Linked DNA regions of Homo sapiens: region 2 is linked to region 1. Evidence: chromatin loops called from intact Hi-C (ENCODE). Cell type or tissue: Calu3. All regions are shown on one strand. Each heading gives the region's core, and the rest is flanking DNA. Links, peaks and the distances in the headings are about the cores only. Region 1 overlaps KCND2 (potassium voltage-gated channel subfamily D member 2). Region 2 has its middle 28 kb from the start of LINC02476.

Region 1 (12,091 bases), core at 1,995-9,994:
TACCACAGCCTGATGAAGGGAAGTGATACACACATAGCATTTTAGTGAGTTGCAGGGAGGAAAATGGAATTGTTATTGGTGGCGTATCCATGGCTGATGAAGACTGTAAAAAGGGATGGACCAGAGAGGCTGACAAGGCAGATGCTGAGCATCATACAAAAGTGAGGGATACACTTTGGGACTGACCAAAGAGAGGTGCATAGCTCATTGACTCTGTGGCACCATTTTTGTTTCAATGCCTGTTTCTGTTTGGCTCTAGCATTTAGATGTAATCTTTTTATTGGACTTTGGATTCAAATAAAAGTACTCTGATGTAGGAATTGAATCTTAACAAGATTGGTATCTGAGTGAAACTGACCCCACATCCATTAAGATGTCAGAAGCCAGAGAAACAAGGGCTGACCCTTTTGAAGAGAAAGCAGAAGTTGCACATCGGATTTAGATGTGGAAATTTTGAAAGGAAGACACATTCAAACTGTATTATAATTGAGTGATGTTGGAAATTAGCAAGCATGCCATTTTAAGGGGGACCTCTATCGTGTTATTGGATTTAATAAAACATTACTTTCTGCTCTACAGATCAGTCACAAGGATTTATAGAAATTAGCTATTTTCTATTGAGGACATAGATGAAAGATGTAGAAAAATTGAATGTGAGGTGAAAGCAAGAGAAAACAGAAAGGTGAAGAGAGTCATTTTCTCTAAGCATAATAACACATTCCTGCCCAGACTTCAGTCTTTGCACACTCAGTGTTTGTGTGTTGATTAACACTGCTGTAGTTTCATCTGTTATTACTTAACTGACATGTTGCTGCAAATTATAGCTAGAGCACAGTAGTGGGTTACAGATACAAATAACATTTAAAATAATTTCTTTCCTTTATACCTAGAGAAATTGTGAACTCAACAGCAGGTTTTCCCTTTACTCTAAAAGCATCCATCCTGCTAACTGAGTAAAATAGCTGTTTTTCAGTTCATGCTGAGTTTTAAATGTAATGTGTTATAAGGTGTTTATTCTCTCACCGATTAGATCCCATTAGCATTAATGGGAGTTGCCTGAACAAGTGCTCCATGAAGTAATGAAAATATCATCTTAGTATGCTTTTTTGTGTAATGCTTTATTTCAGAGAAAATTCTTTTCTTAACCTCAGCTATTGTAGGTGCCACATCATTTGTTGTACTGTCAGATTTTTTAATAGTATTAACAAAATGAAATAGAAATAGTCATAAGAGCATAAAGATAAAGGAGAGTTGGGAAGAATAGATCAAAGCATGGATAATTTAGCAATCTCCTCCAAGTGCAGAGCCAATCTCACATGTAGCTGGAGTTAGAAGCTGCCTCTATAGAGGGATTTTAGGTTCGTTCAGCACTCATCATCTCACCACCCTGCCACCCCCACTCCACGCCATAACCAATAATTACAGGTTCTGCTTGCTCTAGTGCCTTTTTTTTGGTTTTAAAACTGGAGTTAATTTTCTCTTCTTTTTTAAGGTTTGAATATCCCTAGAAGGACAGTGTATTTTCAAGATAGCTTAGTGAGGCATGCAGTGAATAGAATTATTATTTCTATTTTACCAATGGGGGAAAAAAATGAGGTAGCACAACATTCAGCGGTAAGTCAGAAATTGACCAGAGATTGTTATCTCTTAGCCCAGTGATCAGAATAAAATGGTTGGAATTGCCCATCACCCCATTTCATATTTTGCTTTAAATAAGGAGACCCACAAGAAGTGGTCAAAGGAAAGATGCAGAATTAATCATGTTCAGTTGGCCAAATATCATTGCAGGCTGATATACCTGCAAATTTTTCTAAATAGTGCTTGATGTTATTTGATTCCATTTTATGTGAAGAAACAGGAAATGGTTTTACAAGCCAGCACTTTGTAGTCAACCACAGAAGGCTCAGGCTGTTTGTATTCACACATGCTCTTCTAGGTCTCCAGGGAGTCATTTCAGGATAAAACATGCCTTCATAGCTCCCTGCCTCTAGAGCAAGAACAGTTTGCCTTTATGTTTGTGGATCCTATCAGTTTGAGAGAGAACAAATTCTGAGGGAAGAGGCAAAGTAATATGTCACTTTCATATGGACTTTCCCAAATAAGCACATGAATGGAGTTGGAAAAGCAAGCCGGAAATAGCACTTCTCAAATGGAAATACCTCATTTTAAATGATCAAATTGGAGTGTTAGGATCAGCAGTGGACATTCTCCAAAGAGAAGATTGTGTTATGTTGAAAGTCCACAATGAAAGAGAAGTAAAGAATAAAGAGAATTTGCAACTATTTATTGTAGAGAACCAACCAATTGGCATTAAAGTTCAATATAGCCTCATGGCTTTCTTTTTCTATTCATTTAGAATTTTAAATAAATGCGCAGAGCTCTTTCTTTTTATACCATTTTCAAGAGAGATTCTCTGGGGAATAAAGGGAATAGAATAGTTACTTGAAAATATTTGAACAATTTAAGAAAAAAATGATTCCCACCATTTTAAGCATATAAAAATTCTCTACTTAAATAAAGTGCTATACAATTATAAGCCATTTCTTTCTATTAAAAGTAGTTTCCTAAGAACCCCTCATAGTGAGCAGCTCAACATATGGATATATAATTCACAAGTTTTCTTTGTTTGTTCATATTTGTTCAGTCATTGGTAAATAGTTATTGTGACCTTCCTTGTGCCAGACAGTATCCTAGGTATTGGAGATATAATTTTGAATCATTCAAAGTGAGTGGAGAAAATTTGAGATTGCATTTCCACCTGGTAGTGACATTGTACCTCTGAGTCAGGGTTTTTCATGAAATGGAAATCATCACATTTTCTCAGTGCAGAGAAAGATATACTATTGCATTTGTTTTATTCCAACTTAGCTTTCATACTTAAAAAAAATTGTCACAAAATACTGTTGTAAAAGTCAAATGATTCCTTAATAGGTAAACCATGAGAGGTTCGGATTTATAGCATTCTTAACTTTCCTGCTATCAAACTGTGCCTATTTTTAAAAGTATAGCAATGTATGATAGCCACAGCCTGTAACCTGTGTATCTAGTCATTCATCCATCTAATATTCATGGGATGTTCATTTTGTGCCAGCCACTTGCTGTGCTCAGGAACTCAAGAAATGAAGATGAATGAGACAAAAGCCTTTGCCTCTAGTAGCCTCTGGAGTTATAGCACTTTCTGGAGGTCATCAGAAAAACCAGGAGACAGAATGCTAGTGCTTGTTGTTGCAATGCATTTCTCTTCTACCCTCAGGCATCAAGGCATCCCAGTTTGACAAAGAATACAGGAAACCTAATGGGAAATCAAATGAATATATCTGAGAAAATAGATTGCAATAAATGTCTTCCCCCAAGAGAAACAAAAGTATCTTATAAGAATATGCAAATCCTAGTATGAAGTTTTCCTTATAATCCCATATATGTGATTAATAGTGAGACCCAAATATATTAAAATTTCAATCATATTGTACCACAAGAATTTACAAAAGTTATTTTCTATTGGATTAAGAGAATAACCATTGTGTTTATTTACTGGATGTGAAAGAGTAACTAATAGTGAGAACAGATTTCTAAATTTCACACATTTTACAAATTAATACTATGTTTTCCTGCCACTTCTCCCTGTAGGGGAGGAAGTATATATTTTCTTTCTACCTTTCTAGTTTCTTGTCTGGGTTCTGTAACAAAATGCAGATTAACAAGAGAAAAGCATACAAATGTATTTGATATGAGTTTTATGTGACATGGGGGCCTTCTTAAGGAAAAGAAGACCTAAGAAAAACCTGAGTGTTTTTGTGCTAAGTTTGATGAAAAATGAAAACTCATGGAAAAATGTGATAGAACAAAGGAGTGTGAGCTAAGAGCAGTAACCTGAGAGAAACGTAGCAAGGCTTGTTCATCGGGATTCCTCCTGGTGTCCTTGCATCTTCAGAGATAAGGGTGCCCTTCCCCTCTGAGTGTAGGGAGGTTACCTCTCACACGAGGGTCACTCCAGGAGAAGGTCAGGGAGTCCTGCATACACCTGCAATTTCTTAAATTGATTCAGCTTGAAATAGTCACTATGCCAGGACACCATATTTTTGGGTAGCATCTTCTAAAGCCCATCACTACTCCTTTGAATGTTTCACTCTTTTGTCTATAGTTTTTAAAACATTTGTAATTTTTTCCCAGCTTTATTGAGGTATAAGTGTCAAAGAAAATTGTGTGTATTCAACATGCACAATGCGATGTTTTGCTATACATATACAATGTAATTATCACAATCAAGCTAATTAACGTATCCATCACCTCACATAGTTACTTTTTTCATTGGTGAAGACACTTAAAATCTATTCTTTTAGCAGATTTCAAGTATATAATACATTATCATTAACATGTTCCTCCTACAACCAAAAGCCTGTATTCTTTGACCAAAATACCTTTATTTCCTCCTCCCGTTCAGATCTTGGCAACCACTAATCTAACCTGTTTCTATGAGTTTGACTTCTGTAGATTCCACATCTAAGTGAGATCACACAGTATTTGTCTTTGTGTGTCTGGCTTATTTCATCTAGCATAATGTTTCCTAGGTTCATCTATGTTGTTTCAAATAGCAGGATTTTTTTCTTTTATTAAGGCTAAATGACATTCCATATCTGTAGCTGTATCTAAGATAGATAAAGAGACAAATAATCACATTTTTCTTATCCATTCATCCACTGATGTATACTTAGTTGTTTCCAAAATCTTGGTTATTGTGAATAATGTACTTGTTTTAAAGCACCACTTTGTTTTTACAACTAACTTGTTAGGTCCCTTGACTTTGTGGCTTTGTACCTAGAAGGTATCTTGCAATACCTTCTGTATACTGTGTATTTCATATACTGTTTCTGCTGCTACAGCTGCTGATGAGGTTGATAAATTATCATCTCCATCTATTTCTAAATGGAGAAACAGCTTGCATCTGTTGAGATGATTGTAGGTCATCCTGTGAGTACAGAGATTAGATCACTCAGGAAATGAAGATGATTCTCATAATACTTATTGGCTGAAGTGAGATTTTAAAGCTATGGACTGGAATTATATACAGGAGAAAACGAGATTTCTAGCAGGTTTTTACACCCACATCATATGGCTCAGAAACTGTTGTGAATTGGGCTTCCATACTAGGCATTGCTAATGTTCCTTCTCTCCCTCAAGTAAAAAGTTATTATGCAGATCAGTTAGACAAAAGCTTGGAGGTGTTCTGGGATCATCTCTTCCTTTGACTTCTTGACCTTGGTAAGCAATTCACATCCTCAAGGGCCTATATATTTAATGTACATCACATGAGAATTAAAAGTGTTTTGTCATTACTCCCATTAGGGTTAACCTATTTTCCTGCTGACCTGGAGATGATTCAAAGCCCAATCTTGGCCACAAATACACACCAAATATTAAATAGGAGTTTAGGATTCAAAAGGCAGCAACTCACATAGTAGTTAAGAAAACTTACTCAATCATATCTTTTAGTGTAAATATGATGATGTTCTTCCTGCTATTCCTGGCCAGTTTCACACCATTTCAAGTATAGGTTAGAGCAGCGGTTCTCAAACATTAACTTGCATCAGAATCACCTGGAGGGCTTCCTAACCACAGGTTGCTGGCATCCAGCCCCAGAGTTTCTGGTTTACGTGGTGCTGAGAATTTACTTTTTTTTTTTAATTTATTTTTTTTTTGAGACGGAGTCTCTCTCTGTAGCCCAGGCTGGAGTACAGTGGCGCGATCTCAGCTCACTGCAAGCTCCGCCTCCCGGGTTCATGCCATTCTCCTGCCTCAGCCTCCCGAGTAGCTGGGACTACAGGCGCCCGCCACCACTACTGGCTAATTTTTTGTATTTTTAGTAGAGACGGGGTTTCACCGTGTTAGCCAGGATGGTGTCGATCTCCTGACCTCGTGATCCGCCCGCCTCGGCCTCCCAAAGTGCTGGGATTACAGGCGTGAGCCACCGCGCCTGGCCGAGAATTTACATTTCTAACAGACTGCCAGGAGATGCTGTTGTTATGTAGTCTGACGACCATACATTGAGAAGCTCTGGATTAGAGAAAAGTCTCATAAATCTATGGACTTAGCCATAGAATTATACCGTTAGCTGCTGATTCCTCCACAGATGGTTCCACCTTTCCTTCTTTGCAGTTACCTGAGATTTCTCAATTTCTCCTAATCCCCTTTCTTCACTCCCATACTCAAAGGAAATGGATCTAAGAATGAAATATTGAAAATCTATGAAGTCCTGATTGGTCCCACATTTAGCTCTATGGTACTCTGCTTTCACTATAATCTGAATGCAAATTTAAGTATATAGTAAAGAACAATTCTGTTCTGTTATTACATCCACCCAGGGATCTGCAGGTCTTTTATCTTCTGATTCCCACACAGGGACAAGAGTGCCTCATATTCCCAGTGTCTGCTGACCCCTAGTGGCTTGTTATGCCTCCTACTACACCTAGATTAATTTTTATAAACTAAACTCATAGAGGATTTGGGTTTGGGGTGATTGTAACAGTGAATAATTCACAATATTGGCCATCATAGTCAATCTGGGGAGACAAACATATTCATATTTTTTCCTCCTTTGAATATGGTTTTTGAGACAGGGTCTGGCTGTGTTCCTGAGGCTAGTCTTGAACTCCTGAACTCAAGCAATCCTCCCATCTCAGCCTCCAGAGTAGCTGGGATTACAGGGACATGCTCCTGCAATTGGCTCTTGCTTTGAATATTCTTAATGTAAAGTAACAATTGATTGACAAAGCTTTCTACTTCTTGAAAATAAAATCTGTCAGGTCAACTTCTTGCAAATTCAGCATAGTGAGTTCTCTACAAAATCCAACTGTTTGCTCAAGATTTATTTTATATAACTGTAGAGATTAAAATCTGAGTGTAAAAGCAGACTTTATGTGGTTCCAAAGATGTAATTTAAAGACATATTTAAATAGGTACACAGTGTAAATCAAATGTGAAGATAATGACAGTTATTTCAGGGAACATTTAAGTCAGATTAAGTTTCCAATTGAGCTGCTCAATATCCCTGAATATGAACAGATCTGCCAGAAAATTTGCTGGCTATACTACAGCACAGAGTTGTTAAATGAGTATACTTATAAATAAACAAAATCCAGAGAGATATTTTCCCTGATGGACAGAAATGATTCAAATTAAACAAAATGCATTAAATATGCCATATTGCTTATATTTAAAAATTATAATTTTCAATGTTTAAAACACAAAGGAGTTTAAAACTGAGAAAAACAGTATTAGAAATGACTGGTACTTCAGTAATTCTTGAATCAAACGTAAACTTGAATTCTTGACACATGTAAGTTATTGGAGAGTACTGATTATTTATACAAATGTTTCTATGCCATCATCTTGTGTATTACTTCAAAGAGATTGATATTAGGTGAAAAATAATGCCAAAAAATCCCTCCAACACTATTTATTGCCCTTCCGTCTCTCAATGCGTCCGAAATGAGGGGCATAGAGAACACTAAAATGAATAAATTCCCCTGGTGAGCCAAAGAGAATAAATAGTCTTCACAATGAACAATCTTTGTATTAAGTGTTGGCCTGATCACCCCACAGTACAAACACACAGAAACTCTGACTTCCTACCAGATTAAGGTGACCCAGCCATTCTGCATGCATAATTACAGAGAAGAGAACTCAATAAAGAGCCTTCTCTCAAGAAGCACAGGAGAAGTCAGCTCAGGGAAGGCAGAGAGGTCTTACTGTGTGTACACTGTTTCAACATTTAAGGATCTCTCTTTAGATAGATAGATTACTAGCCAGGAATTTGCTTCCCTTTTATCCCTATTTCAAAGTATTTTTCTGGCAGGTTCTTTTAAGATCTCATCAGATATGTGGGTATAGTGCTTTACTCACTATGACATTTTACATTTTTGGGAGGCAGAATGAGGACTTGCTACTAAGACACAAGTTGTGAAGAGAGAGTATTTATTACACTTTTGCACAGAGAAACAGTATTACCTGAAAAAAAATATGTACCTGCAAATGACCTAGACTTACAATATTAATAACAGATTTACCTCTTTAAGAGACATGAAATATAAATCACTCTAAGGAATTTGTGATGCATTAACATTGCATAAAGCAGGGTTACCTTGGATGGAGATTTGTCTCTCTAGTATCTTCATTTCAGTTGGAGATTTTGCAATGTTATTCACTAATGTTTCACAAATGTTATAGTGCATATTGATAAACCAACAATGTGAATCTCTAAATATCCAGCTCTTGAAGTTTACAATCCAGGATTTTATCTCCGAACTTTGTAGGATGGCTGCTAGTCTTTCATTTTTTCTCAATGTTGCTTACTCTAATCAATGAGAAATGCTTATCAAAACATTTTGTGTGTTACTTAGAAAAAGCTATACAGATAGATTTCTTAATTGATACATAACAGATGTACATATTTTGGGGGTACATGTAATAGTTTAATACATTCAAATAATGCATAAAGATAAAATCAGGGTAATTGGGAGGTCTCTTACCTTAAATATTTATCTTTTCTTTATGCTACAAACATTATAATTCATCTTTTCTTGCTATTTTGAAATTTACAAGAGATTATTTTTAAGTACAGTCTCCCTATGATTTATTGAACAGTAGCTCTTCAAATATGTAATTAGATAGAAGAAATAAGACCTAGTGTTATAAGTATCTTTAACATCATATACAAAATGATGGTATAAAACAATTCATATAGTTGATATTTCAGTTTCACTTCCCTGCCTTTAATCATGCTGTTGGGCCCACTTGAAATATCCATTTATTTCCCTCCTCATGTAAAAAGTCAAAATTCACCTTTTCCAAGGAGTTCTCCCTAACCTGTCAACACCTATAGTTTTCTTCTTTTTATGACTGATAACATACCCACTATTTGTGCCAACAACTTTTTTACTACATTAGATCTATATTGTTAATTGATTTACAGGTCTCTCCATCTGCAGTGTAGGCTCCTTAGAAGGTTCAGAACTTTGTTTTCTATTGTTCCTGAATTCCAGCTCATGGAATGGTAACACTTAATAAGTGCTCAGTAAAAATTATCTGAATTAAATTTAATGTCAACATCCAGTGTCATCCTAGTTTGGCTGGCAGATGTAGAGACCTCTAAGAAGTAATGAGCAACTGAAAAAGAATAATTCTTACATAGTGGTTCCTAAATACCAAATTCCAAACTCCTGAAGAAATATATGATTTGAAATGTACAATAGTCCTAATTGGCTAACTTTCTGCAACCTGGCAGAGAAAATTTACAATACAGGCCTCTTAAATTTTTATTAATGTTTCCCCTGATATCTTTATTATTAATAATTTTTTCACGGATCTCCAACTTTTTCAGAGACCTTTCAAAATTGTCATACAAATTTTTATGGCATGTTTGGTTATGTTTTCATATAGCTTGAAAATCAACAACAGGATACGCCTCCAACCAATTATGATCTGATTCTTATAAGGTAAAGTTTTATTTCAGGCTTAAATAAAAGTAACTAGAAAACTCTGCAAGGGCAAGAATATAAATGGCCCTGATGAATCACAAAAGGAGAGGCGTTGCAATCATAGGTACTGGGATACAACAGTAAGAGAGAGACTACCATCACACCCTTAAATTATAGCATTCTTGGTGTTATCAGAAGCTCCAGAAACCTATTCCTTCTACACACAAACACATCCTCACCCTAACTGTTCACCCGCAGTAATGGAGGGGAACATTAATACCTTATTTTCAGCTCAGAATTAATTTTATATATCTGTGCATAACTGGATTCCAGGAAGAACTAAATGGGATCTGTAGGATGTATGTGAACAACTAATTAGCCACAAAGTTTCTTATAATATCTTCATTTGAATGATTCTTTCATTGAAAATAATGGTCTACATCCTATGGTGAAACAGATTGAGTCAGCTGTTCCCTCTCTGAGCTTTTCAAGTGGTGAGCTGATGAATTTGTCCTTTATAGGTGGGATAATTTGGGCCTTAAATTCCTGTGTTTTTTCCTTTTTAACAGTTGCCTGTTTCCTTAAAATATCTACTCTCCTTGTCTGTGTATACTCAACCTAGCCTGATGAGAAGCAAACTAGAATATCTAGGAAATTATTATATCCAACAGGGAATAATAGTATAAAAGGAGATGAATGGTCCATAGCATCATTATAAGACCCTTTGGTCTACAAATTATCTGAGTATATAAAATATTGATAAGTGAGGTAGCCAAAGTTCACAAAGTACTGTGTGTGTGTGTGTGTGTGTTTCTGTGTGTGTATGTGTGTGTGTATGTGTACGTGCATGTATGTGCATTACTGACAAGCAGACTTAAGCAGTGGTTGAAAAAAATTGGAAATGTTAATACATCCCTCAGAAGTTGAAGCACCTTTTATGAGAATATGATTAGCTCTAACTGCATAACTGTGTTCTTTGATGAAATGATAATCATACCACTACCACAAGCAAAACTTGTATTTTCTAATAATTTTTCAAATGACTTTCATGGTGATAACCATTTAACTACGACCATTGATAATAGATAGAATTAGCCGAGTGTGTTGTATTTGCCAGGCATTGTGCACACACAATCTCACTTTTCATCTACCAGACAATTCCAAGTGGTCAACAACTACACTTGCAGAGTAGTCAGTTCTTCTCATTCTGCAGATGAGAACACAAAGGCTTAGGCAGATGAGCGAAGCTTCTGAAGATCATCCAGGTAGAAAATGGAAAGGCAGAGACTCAGGGCTGAATATTAGCCACCAACTAGAGGATAGGATTTATGCTAGAGGCAGTTCTATGATCATTTGGTATCTGGTTTTAACAATATTTTCTGAATTAAAAAATTAGGAAAATAGCCTGATGGGAACAGCAATTTATACTCAGGAGGAAATGAAACAGCATGTTTGAAATTCTAATTCTATTGGATAATTATTACAATATAATAGTTTATGCTTTTGAGCACAGGGCAGATTCCAGTCTATGATACAGTGAGCTGCCATACACTAGAGTTTGGCTTTAGTTAAATGTGATCTTTGAAACATGATACATAAGTCTTCTGCATCAGAATGTGAGTTCATGAATTGATTTTCTCTTAACCAAGAGAAAATTAAGCAAGGCCTTAATGAATAGTAACTTTGATTTCCTAAGGACATATTGTGAGAAATCCACCGTCCTTTGGAGCAGAAAGTTCTCAGATGAAGGACAATGCTAACGTAAAATAGATGATTTCATGTTGTATTCAAAACAAGTTTCTATACACTGTGGTAGAACTGGAATGACTTTCCTATTTCTCTACTGAAATCATAATGTGAATGTTTTTCATAAAATAATAATTTTAAGCAAACAGCATGTTGGCCAAAATTGTTGGGTCGTTCTCAGTTAAAATTTAGCATTAATATGACTAACTCATAAGTAATTCAACATTGATATAAACACTGCTTAGTTTCCACAGAAAAATATTTTTCCAAAGTCCCAGAAATCATTTTTGCAGTTCATTTTTATTACACAAAAGCTTGCTGTATATTAATCAGCAGAAGAAATTTTAACTATTCAGTAGTTTTAAAAGGCTACATTTAAGACTTGCTACTTGAAGTGGAATGATGAATCAAATTTGATGTAAAATATTTTGCCTTAAAAAATCCTCCAATGAAATAATCAGACGGAAAAGCGACAGTAAAATGTAGAACTTGTCATTTTTAAGAGCCAATATCATCTTAAATGATAGGGATTCAGTTTCTATGGAGCCCTTCTTGGGCTCAAGTTCAACACTTTAATGTGATAATCAGCTTAAGCTAAAATTTTTTGCACTTTTGGACAGAAAGGTTTCGTGTTTGAAACAGATGCAAATGAATGCTAAGAAAGGAGAAATCTTGCAGAATTCAATTTAAAGAGCTACCTTCCATAAAATTCTGTCTACCGGCCTGTCTCATCGAATGAAGCAGCAGGCAGGGAAACCAAGGTTATCAGTCCAGTATTCTCCTGCTTGAAATTTTCTACACCATGTGTTCCTCTCAGTGTCTCACATTTTAAGCACTGAGTAATTGCTCAAATTTATTGGAATCATAAATGT
Region 2 (12,091 bases), core at 2,396-10,395, 620 kb before region 1:
TGGCTTTCACCTTCCACCATGATTGAGTGGCCTCCCCAGCCATGTGGAACAGTAAGTCCATTACACCTCTTTCTTTTGTAAATTGCCCAGTCTCGGGTATGTCTTTATTGGCAGTGTAAAAATGGACTAATACAGGGAATTATAAGCAATAGCATCTAACAAAGTTCTAATATCAAGAATCAATAGGAAACAAACAAAGCAATATGTGAAAAACAAACAACCCCAATAAAAAGTGGAAAAAAATACATGAACAGACACTTTTCAAAAGAAGATTTACACATGACTAACAAGCATAGGAAAAAATGCTCAACATCACCAGTCATTAGAGAAATGCAAATCAAAACCACAATAAGGTACCAACTCACACTAGTCAATATGGCTATTATTAAAAAGTCAAAAAAATAACAGTTGCTTGCAAGGTTGTGGAGAGAAACAGAATGTTTATACACTGCTGGAGGGAATGTAAATTAGTTCAGCCACTGTGGAAAGCAGTTTGGAGATTTCTCAAAGAATTTAAAACAGAACTAACTTTCGACCCAGTAATATCATTACTGGGTGTATATCCAAAAGAATATAAATCATTCTACCACAAAGATACAGGCATGCATAGTATGCTTATTGCAGCACTGTTCACCACAGTGAAAACAGGGTATCAACCAAGATGCTCATCAACTGTGGATTAGATAAGAAAAATGTCGTACATATGCCCCATGGATTGCTATGCAGCCATAAAAATGAACAAAATTATGTTATTCGCACCAACAAGGATGCAGCTGAAGGCCATTATCCTAAGCCAAATAAGACAGGAGCAGACAACAAAATACCACATGTTCTCATTTATAAGTGGGAGTGAAACATCCAATACATTTGGATTCAAAGTTGAGAACAATAGATAAGGGGGTCTATTTGGGGGTGGAGGGTGAGAGGAGCATGAGGATTGAAAAACTACCTATCAGGTACTATGCTTCTTACATGGGTGATGAAATAGTCTCTGCACTAAACCCCAGTGACACACAATTTACTCATGTAACAAAACTGCACATGTAGCCCCTAAACTTAAAATAAAAGTTGGAAGGGGCCAGGCATGATGGCTCACTCCTGTAATCCCAGCACTGTGAGAGGCTGAGGCAGGCTGATCACCTGAGATCTGGAGTCTGAGACCAGCCTGACCAACATGGAGAAACCTCATCTCTCCTAAAAATACAAAATTAGCCAGGCATGGTGGCACATGTCTGTAATCTCAGCTACTCAGGAGGCTGAGGCAGGAGAATTGCTTGAACCTGGGAGGCGGAGTTTGCAGTGAGCTCAGATCGCGCCATTGCACTCCAGCCTGGGCAACAAGACAAAACCTCTGTCTCAAAATAAATAAATAAATAAATATAAAAGTCAGAAGGGATAAAAACAAACAAAAAACAAAATTAAAGAAGACCTGACTTCTGACTTAATAGCTTTTCAGCAGTTTTAAATCACTTTTTTGTGATACTCATTTTCCTAGCTTGTAAAACTGGAATAAAAAATGTCTTCTCTACCAGTTTATTATTATTTTTTGTGACACCTACAGGAGTCCATGAATGTGATTGTACTTTATAAAATGGCAAATACCATTTAGATGTGAGGTACCAACATAAAGTTTAAAATACTACCCTAGACAATTAGTACTAGGCATTATTAAACCCTCAAAACATTTTTTTCTCATTAATTAGATTCAATTTCACATATTAAATAGGAATATTTACTAAGTTTGGGAGCTTTCTTTCTTTCTTCCTTTATTTTTTCTTTCTTCTTTTCTTTCCCATATCCTTGCCTTGAATAAAGAAATAAGTGTTTCCTTCCCAAGCCAACTCATGCTGAGTGCACAAAAATTGTAATGGATTTTGAGGATGCCCACAAAATTTCAGGCATCTGTCTGTGGCTCATAAGGCCACTGCAGAGTTGCCATGGGAAAAAGTGTGGTGAGTACATTCTTGAGAGAGCCTATCATGTACTCCTGGAAGACTGTGTAATACTGCGGGTGAAGGGGGCCAAAGATGGAGCCACTTTTCCTCCTTTTGGAATGGCAAGAATACATACTGGACAAAGGACTGTGTGTATGTCAAAGAAAGTAGCTGTACTTGGGCTCTCTTATCAGGGCTCCATGTTGAAAGGCTCATCACCAGGGAAAGGGTCCCCCCACAGCTAGAGATTGTGATAGATACTGTGGAGAGTGAGATCTAGAGGTAGTGCTTAGTAAGCAGTCTCAACCAGGAAGATTGTTCATATCAGGGCAGTCTTCAATGGGGGAGCTCCTACAGAGCCTCTGGAAGAAACCACACCTATGTTCCACAAGAAAGTTAAAATTGGAATGCATATCAAAAAGCAAAACATATGTAGTTTTTATATCTCCTTTTACCTTTCTTTTTCCTTGGCAAATGAAAAAGAGCAAAATAATATGTAAGCTGAGAGAAGAGAAGAGAAAAGTAAAGAACGAAAGGAGAAATTGATTCTCTTTCCTAGTGCTGATATATCTGACAACAAATCAAGTCTCTCAGATAAAGTAAGGCACTAAGCATTGAGTTGGATATGTATGTGATCGAACTGATGGTTCAGACTGCAGTGAACGTTTTAAATTACAAAGTGAATTTTGATTATTAGAGGGATATCATTCTTATTAGTGTACGTGAATAGACAACTTAAGAATAAGCCCAAGATGTCATCAAGAGACAGGAAATGTATACTCAGGAAAACTCGTTTGAAGGGGCAAAAATTAAAGATATTTATTCTGTAAAGTTCTAATTACTTATGATATTTACTACACACATGTTTTAGATTTCTTATCATCTTTTCTTTTGTTATACTTTGACTTGTCATTCTAGGGCATTTTCTCAGTTTTAACTCCCACATTATTGATTTCATTTTCTCCAATGCAAATTATGTCATATATTGGTTCCTGTATTTTGATTTTTATAGAACCTCATTAAAAGAATAATGTTTATAAGGTATCATCCAGATACCTTATAAACAGAAACTCAACACACACACACACACACACACACACACACACACACACACACACACACATATTATTCTTTCATTCCTATTGGGAAGATAAAGGTAAAAACATGCCATATAGATTAATTTGCAGAATTATTGTAATGTTAATATATCTAGGCCGTTGTCTAGACTAATTAAAAAAAATGAGGGGGACAAAAGGAAATTTAAATTAGCTAGAATAACAGAAATGTAACAATAATGATTATGTCCAGTTTGATTAAATCTTGAAAAATTCAACTTAGTTTGCTTGTTTGTTAGATTTATTACTAAGTTATACAAGGCAGTAAAGGGTATTAGAAAATAACTTAATTCTATCATATGCCTAATTATATTAGCTACTCTTATCCACTATATAATGATTAATATTCACTGATAGTTGTTTTAGATTAATGACTAAGTGAATTTATGTCTGTTCAACATAATCGATGCTATACAACACATAACATTTATGTTAACATTTGAATCATATTAATAGTTATCAATGGAATTAATAGCATTTTTCTTATAATTAGAACATGCAAAAGCTCCTTCCTTGCTTATAGGAAAGCATTATCAAACCAATAGCTTGTCATTAACAATGTTAAATATATAAAATATTAATAATATATAGCAAATTGTTTACATGATAATTTTTTTTCATTTGAAGCAACATAGTGTTTGCCATTTGAATGATATTAAAATACAAAAAATGCTAAAAATAAGCAGTATAAAAAAGGTTTGTACTTAAGGAAAAATGCAAAATTTGAAAAATGCTGTTTCAGGCAAAGATTGGGATAAAGAAAAGGATGAAAAATATATAAGCTAAAATCTAGAAATCCCTTGGCAAAGAAAGACAGGCTCAATATTTAAATAAATCAGGAATAAACACAACTTGTCACAAACAAGTGACAAGGATAGAATTCAGCAAAAAATTTTCATTATGTCTAAAAAAATAATAAATACAGTCTAATAATTTAAGAGCATATTTCAGTCCTTCTTAAGCTTTAGTCAAATACATATGGTTTTAAGTGTCTTCTTGGTTTTACATTCAGAAGCACTTCTCTTCTATAAAACATGCTTGTTTATGCATATAAATACATATTTTTAAGAACTTATGGCGACATGTGTTCAAATATCGAATAGTTAATATATACATATATTTCAAAAAGAATTGCACTGAGAGATTTAAATTACTTTAAAATCGTCATGCTTACTGGAAGTATTGGGCATTTAAGTCAATCTGTAATTTTTTATGGTAATATAATTAGTATAGAAAGTTTTTAGGTGCAATGAGAACTTGTATTGAAGAGCACTATAATATAATAAGGTGTCTTTTCACCTATGTATTTAATACCATGTGCATGAGTTATATATTTAATGTCATATGCATATCGGTTTTACTATCTATTTGAAAAATAATTATGCTTTTAGGTGGCATATTTGCCAAGATTCTTTTCATTTTGGCATTTCTAATCATCCTGGAGTTTTTAATGTATAAAAATTATTTTTCTTTCATGTTGTAGATTACATTCAAATGGTATCTTGAACTAAATTATTAACAATAATGGGCATTTATGGAGATATCACTCATACATGAAATAAAATAGATTATTTTAGTCTTGCCATATCAGCACTGGTACTTATTCAAAACCATTATGCTTTTTCCTCCTATTAAAATTGATTACTTTGAATTTGAAATTGAGTATTTAAAGACTTAAAGAGGAAGGGCAGCAATATTCTTGATTATGCCACGGGGTGAGGGATTCAGTCCTGAAGGAAAATACTGAAGTTTCTCTATAGTTAATATCTCATCATGGAAAGTAAAAGCACTTGAAATTTTTGGACCAGGATGCAGAGAAACACAAAACATTTGCCAAAGATATAAGCAAAGCTTATTACAAGGTTGGGTTCATTGATAGTATTCACATTAATTTCTGCTGCAGAAAATAAGAGTGTCTTGAGAGCAAGGGCAAAGTTGCCTCATAAGGAGTTTTTCTTTTATTGTGTGAAAACTGCTTCAATACTCAAAGCTTAAGGGCATTTTGCTCTGGCATCACTTTGAAAATGCTTCCTTCTGCTTCAGTTACCAGAGGACGCCTAAGCTGATCTTGAAAGTGTTTACAGACATTGTTCTCATGTTCACAATTTATCAAATGCTTTTGGTGCATTACTAGAGATCTAGGCAACCTTTCAGTGCAAAGGACCATGAAACTACTCTTTCCCTAAGTTTTATAATAGCTTCATTATCTTTATTTAATGTTTGTGTAACTAATGAACCCCTAAAAATAAAACCATAAAATAGCATGATTGATCATTTGACTTAATGAGTTAATATAACAGAGATTATAGATCCAAATGAAGATTGCAGTTTTGCCAATAACTTCTAAAGAATTTTTGAAGTGATCTTCAAATCATGTCAAATATCCTTTATCCATCTTTATTGGTGGTAAATTTTGCTTTTGGAAAGAGTTGCACTAAATTAGGGGTCAAACTAGTGAATAAGTAAACAATTAAATAATTACATTTCAGTGAAAAAAATAGATTATAAGCTAAGAGGTGTATTTCCATATCTGTTGCAGGTCTGTATTCTGTCGCTGAAGAGAGTGAGGATAATTCAGATGACCCTGAGCGCCAAACAACTCAACGGTGTAAAAATAAGGCACAACCCCTGGAACTTTATAATACAAGTCATAACACAAATGAGACCTGGGTCATAAAGACCCAAAAGGAAATCAAAGAGTAGTCACAGCCCTGTGTTTGTTGCCAAATAATGTGTAAACCTTCTATTAAAAATGCTCAGTGAGTAGTTGTATTGAAATGAATTGGATTGAGACAAAACAGTATTTTCTCTCCAGAGAGAAAATTAGTATTGATTCACTTTCTCCTTGAATTATTTTCTATTAAGAAATGTATAGACAAATAAGATAAATTATCTCTTTTTGCTTATAAAATATTGTATTGGAACTCCTCATCCAGATGAATACTAAGGGGATCTTTCATAGTTCTTAAGATAAAGATTATTTTCACTCTCTAGGTTTCCACGGTATTCATTTGGGTCTATTTATGTCATTAGAGTACCCTTCTTGTTTTTACCCAAAGTCCGTATCATAAATGACTGTTAGATGTTCTGTGAAGAATACCACAAGATGGCAGTATTTCGGAAATGAATCCTTAGATTACTTCTGTATCCTATCTAAAATAACATAATAGCTTTGGTTATATTTTTAGGGACTAAAAATATTCAGTTGTCATTTCAAGTGATTAAGAATTAATGATAGTATAAAATCTGTTTAGTAATAAGTTGTTTCCTTTAAGTAATATAACTATCAGTTTGATTGTTCCAAAACATTAGTAAGCTTCATCAACATATAAATGAGTTGAAGCTAGAGAATTGTCAGTAGATTCATAAATCTCATAATTGCTTACATGTTGGTCTATAACTATAACCATACTTTTAAATTGTTTGAAAAAATAACTCATCCTAAAAGACGTCAATTATATTTTGTTTCTGCATGATTGTTTAATAACCAGTTTTAGAACAAGAAATATAAATTAGCAATTACACATATTAAGTACATCATTTATATTTTTCAAAACAGTTCAGGTTTGGATATCATCGAGCTTCTCAATTTTAATTACTCTCATAAAACTCCAAAATGTTGCTTTTAAAAGAGAATATGGTTTTAACCAAAGAAAATGCTTTCATTTCAGATTTATAAGTATGTAAAATGCAGAGGGTAGAAGGCAGAAGGGTAGCAAATAGCTTTGAAATAAAAACTGTTATTCTCTTAATGCCTGATTTTAATTTCCAATTATCTGCTCAAAATTTTTAGAAAAAAATATTGCTACAGAATAGTCTAATAGTTGATAGAGCTACATCTGGGTGATGCTAATTATTTTTCTGGTGCCAAGACTCCTAGCTGTTGAAAAGTTACCAAAACTCATGGAAATATAATCCCAATATTTTAAATATTGTAAAAGTAGTACCTGTTTCTTAATACCCATCAATATTTAATAGAATATTTCATAATGCAGAACTTGACTTAGGAAGAAAACAAACCCCAAAATTTCTATTTGTCAGTGAAAGCTATTTTTAACCAAAGAAAAGAGAAGATATAAAAATGTATTTTCTAAAATAGTATTGCCACTGAGTTATAACAACTTGAATAAATTTCATTGAATAAACTGTAAACTATTTTGTGATGTCTTGCCAGAGGTAGTACTGTGTTTCTTTTGTTTGTTTGTTTCAATTACTTTACCTCTCTGTTTGCATTAGTTATAATTATCGATATAAATACATGTTAAAAGTTTCAATTTTGAGTACAGCTGTGTAATCTGCTGCAATGTTAACCCAAGTACAGAGTTTGCATGCTTGCTAGGGTTTTGTTCCATGATATGATGTAATAACCTCTCTATTGTCCCTAATTTATCCCAGCAGTCATCCCTTGTGCTAAAATTGGTTGTATAATATGAATACCTTGAGGTTTGTATTCAGAAAATGCTAGTTAAAAGTGTACCCCTCTGAGTAAGATACAGTTAAACTACAAACATCTGGGAAGATGTAATCAGAAAAAAAGTTTAATACTACAAGATAGAGCATATCATGTACAGTGCGTCATACTTATTGGTGCAGATGTTACTCATTAAGCAGATGTCATACTTAACATACATGATTTTCTCCGCCCTAAAAAAACTAGTAGTTATCCATCATGAAAGAGATGCACAGGGTAAATTAGATCCTTAGAACAAAGAGCTGAATATCCCAAATAAAGACATTAGACATTTTTAGTACATATCAAAGGGAAGCAAGCATTCTGCCATTCTTTCAGTATTTTATTATTAAAATTTAACAAGCATGAAGAAGTTTGAAGACATTTTGAGAATTTTGTGCTGATAATTAAACACTCACTTTTTAGATTTGACAATTAAATTTTTATACATATTATACATCTTTCCACCTTTCCATTTCTGTAATGATCAGTCAATATACCTTATTGTGTATTTCAAATTAAGTTGTTGATACCCATATACTTTCTTCCAAATATTTAAGCATGCATATTATCAACTAATGTTTAATATTTGTAAACTGCTTAGGTAAATTTTATACACAACTGAATGCACAGATCTTAATTGTAGATGTCTCAGATATTCTGGCCAATGCATTCACCTGTGAAATCCAAACATTTAACAAAATGTAAAATGTTACCATCGCCTGAGAAATTTCCCTCTTGCTCTTTCAAAGTCAATACACATTCTCACCACCCCAAGAACAATGATGATTCTTTTGAATTTTCTCTACCATAAATCAATTTTGCTTTTTCCAGAAACTGAGAAAAATAGAAATAAACATTATGGTAAACATTATGTGTTATTCTATATAATGGTTTTTCATTCAACATAATATTTTTGAAATTAATATTTGTTGCTGCCTAAATATTTTATTCTTTTTTATTGCGTAATAGTATTCCATTGTATGAATATGCAGCAGATTTTTAAAAATCTATTTCCACACTGAATGACTTTCTGCTGTTTCCGGTTTGGAATGAAGCAATTATGAATAAATCAGCTTTGTTTTTTCACGTTTTTTAAAATTTTTATTCCCCTGAGCAAATATCAGAAACTGAAATTGTCAAGAAGAGGTATGCTAAGATTATAAGAAACTATCAGGCTTTTCGCCAAAAGTTAAGATGCTGAATTCAGGTCCAGCTAAGACGTCATAGATTCATTTCTCCCTGTTCCTCCCCTTTAAGTACGATATAAAACCTGTGAATAATGCAAGAAGTAACCAAAAGAACTCTGCAAGGTGGTAAGGGAAAGGCAAAGTGGTTTGGAATACCAAGACTGAAGAAAGAACACAGTGCTAGGATGTTGTATGTGTCTCCACTAATAGAAGGGGAAGACTAGGTCTGGCATTTCCCAGTTCCCAGCCTAGGAAGAGCAGGCAGTACAGATTGCCTTATTCTTTCCTCTTACCCAACGAAAGTCATCTGACAACAAGCAGTATTGTATCACCATCAAGGAAAATCAGAACCTATTACCAACAAGCAACCATAGGAAGTACTCTCTTTTCCTGCTAGATCTGAACCTCCCCTCCTCCCCAGCCACCCCTTCCCCTATGGCCTTCCCTCATTGAGAGATACCACAGCAGCCAGGCAGCAGAGTAAAAAGAGACTAGACCAAAGCAACTGGAGAAATATGCTGGATCCATAGATTGGAACACTAATTATGATTATGGTGTTGATTCTTTCAGGCATAATTAATGGATTCAATGCCATTTCAGTCCAAATTCCAGCAAGTTACACTATAGATATTGACAAACTGATTCTAAACAAGATTCTAAACTGTAAAAATGCTTATCTATGTACAGCAAAATGAATATATATATATATCTTATATGTCTCATAAAAATGAGCTCAAATACACAATAGACCTAAATATAAAAATGAAAACCACAAAAACCTCTGCAAGGTGACATAGGAGCAAATCTCGGCGACAATGTGTTTGGTGATAACTTTTTAGATATAACACCAGAAACACTATCCATGAAAGGAAAAATTGATGTTAGGCTTCATTAAAATTTAAAAAATTTTTGTTCTGCAAAAGACAGTAGTAAGAGATTGAAAAGACAAGCCACAGACTGCAAGAAAATCTTTGCAAAACACATAGGTGATAAAGGCCTGGCATCAAAAACATACAAAGACCTCCAAACTCAACAATGAGAAACAAACAATCCAATTTAAAAATGGGCAAAATGTCTAAACAGATACATCATCAAAGAAGATATCATTTTTCTTCTAGGATTGCAAATTAAAACAGCAATGCCATAATAACCTACTAGAATGGTGGCTGGACTGGAGATAGAGTGGGGGTTGGAGGGGTTGGAAGTGTGGCCGTAAGGGCAGCATAAGGAAACCTTGTGCGGATGTGAATGTTCCGTATTTTGACCATATCAATGCCAATATACTAATTGTGACCGTGTACTATAGTTGTAAAAGATGTTACCAATGCAAAAACTGGTTAAAGTGTTCATAGGATCTCTCTACTTTTTTTTACTTACAACTGTATGTAAATGTATAATTTTATAATTAAATATGTATTTATTTTTAAACATATGGACCACAGTAATTCAAAACAATTTGTAAAAGACCTTTCCTTTTCCATTTGAATTGTTTTGATTTATTTATTGAAAATCAAATGATTGTATAAGTGTAGGTCTATTTCTGGTCTTTTTCTTCCATTGATCTATTTGTCGATCTCATGTAAGTAACACACTCATTATGCTAAATGTATAATAATTCTTGATGTCTAGTAGTGCAAGTCCTTCAAATTTGTTCTTCTTTATAAAGCTGGATTTGAACTTTCTAAGTCCTCTGCATTTCCATATTTTAATGGGGGAATATCAATTTCTTAAAACAAACCTAGTGTTATAATGCCTGAGACTTTTTATAGATCAATTTGGGAGAAATGGCATCTTAAATCTTCCAATCCATAAATATGAAAATATTCCCAATAACACTTAATTTCTCTCCACAGGGCTTTGTATCATTCAGCATAGTAGTTTTACTCCAATTTATTCCTAAACTTATTTTCTGGAGCTACGATGAATTACTTTTTTATTTTCAAATTGTTCATGCTACTATATAAGAATTTACCTAATCTAAAACTTTGTTATATTTACTTATTATTCATTTAGAGTAGTTCTTCTTTAGGTCACTTAAGGTTTTCTATGAAAGCAATTATGTCATCTGCAATTGTCCACTGCTGTAAAGGCTAGGACCTTCAGTAAAATGTTGAATAGAAATGGCAAAAAACAGATGTCTTTCTCCTGTTCTTGAGATTAGAGGGAAATATTTATTATTTTATCATTAAGTATAATTTTATTTGTATAAATTCCAAATAACATTTTTAATTGTCTTCAATAGTTATAGTATATTTTCTTCTATACTTAATTTTCTGAATATTTTAACCTAAACTGATGTTGAATTTTTTCAAGTGATTTTGCTTCATTTATTAAATGATTATATAGCTTTTCATCTTTATTCTGTGTATCTGGTAGTTAGATAGGTTTACTTTTTAATTTAAAACTCTTTTTATGTTCTTGGAAGAAATTTCTGTCATGGTCTACAATTATTTTTATATACTGTAAAATTAATGTTTTAAATATTTTGATAGAATTTTTCTATATTCATGATAGATACTAGTCCATAATTTTCCTCTTCATTTGTAATATCTTTGTGAGTTAGTATTAGGTATATGGTATCTTCAGAATAAGTTTAATGATGCTTACTCCTCTTTTATTTTTAAAATACATGTGTGTCTTCTTATTTATTAAATATTTGACACAAATTACAAATTGCTGTAAATTGTTGTTTCCCTCTTTTCAAAAATCATTATTTTGCATTGCCTAATGGACAATGTCTGAAAACCTTGATTTCATGTGTTTACGCCCGTATTTTTTGTTGTTTCAGTCAGGATTGTAAATTCCATCCGTAATACTTCACTTCGTCAGGAGCAGATATCCTTGTTTGCATTTTTTTTCTCTTTTAACTAGCTAATAGGCTTTTTTCTGTGCTTTTTTCCACTAGCTGGTAGATTTTTCCCCCTTTCTGGTAAAGTTGGAAATAAAGCCTGGAGCTAAAGCTTACATGAGCATACTGTTAATGCATGAGACTTCAATTTAGGGAAATCTTGTGTAAAATAAATAAGCAAGTGAGGAAGAAATGGAGCAAAAACAAATTCATGAAAGTATCTTGCACAATTTGCCAAAGATTTTCTCTGGTTGCTCAGACACATGAGATATCTCTGCAGAGGCTATAAGTAAACACTTTCTTGCTAGTGGTCCATCAAAGAGAAAAAAGGTGAATGCTTTATAGGATAGCTCTTTCCAATATCCTGTAACCTTATGGCCAAGTCTGCTCCTCAAAATATTATTCCTTCTGTGCTGATGTTGTAGTATTCAGTGGTGTCATGTAATTGCTGAGGAAGCTGCAAACTTAGTGGACCCAGTTGGATCAGAACTGGGTTGCTGGAGTTGCAGAATGTGTGACTGAGATTAAACCACAGCCTATCCCTTGCCTCCAGG

What was found. Hi-C counts contacts between places; a loop is a spot of excess contacts. Peaks named below come from ENCODE experiments on the same cell type or tissue, not always from the same donor. Only the 100,000 strongest peaks of a DNase experiment are listed, where the experiment ranks them.
Region 2: a loop joins it to region 1, with 8 times the contacts of the local background. A loop is called at or near these places in 22 of 110 quality-filtered maps.

Annotation. Positions count from the first base shown.
Region 1 is chr7:120,548,731-120,560,821 of GRCh38, forward strand. The region is part of intron 1 of KCND2 (potassium voltage-gated channel subfamily D member 2); the gene reads left to right. Among named protein-coding and RNA genes, the nearest start is that of KCND2, 280 kb to the left of the region's middle. In Calu3, for the core only: no CTCF peak of the experiment used is centred there; a DNase peak (open chromatin) is centred at 6,431.
Region 2 is chr7:119,929,464-119,941,554 of GRCh38, forward strand. No RefSeq gene overlaps it. Among named protein-coding and RNA genes, the nearest start is that of LINC02476, 28 kb to the left of the region's middle. In Calu3, for the core only: a CTCF peak has its summit at 6,104; no DNase peak of the experiment used is centred there.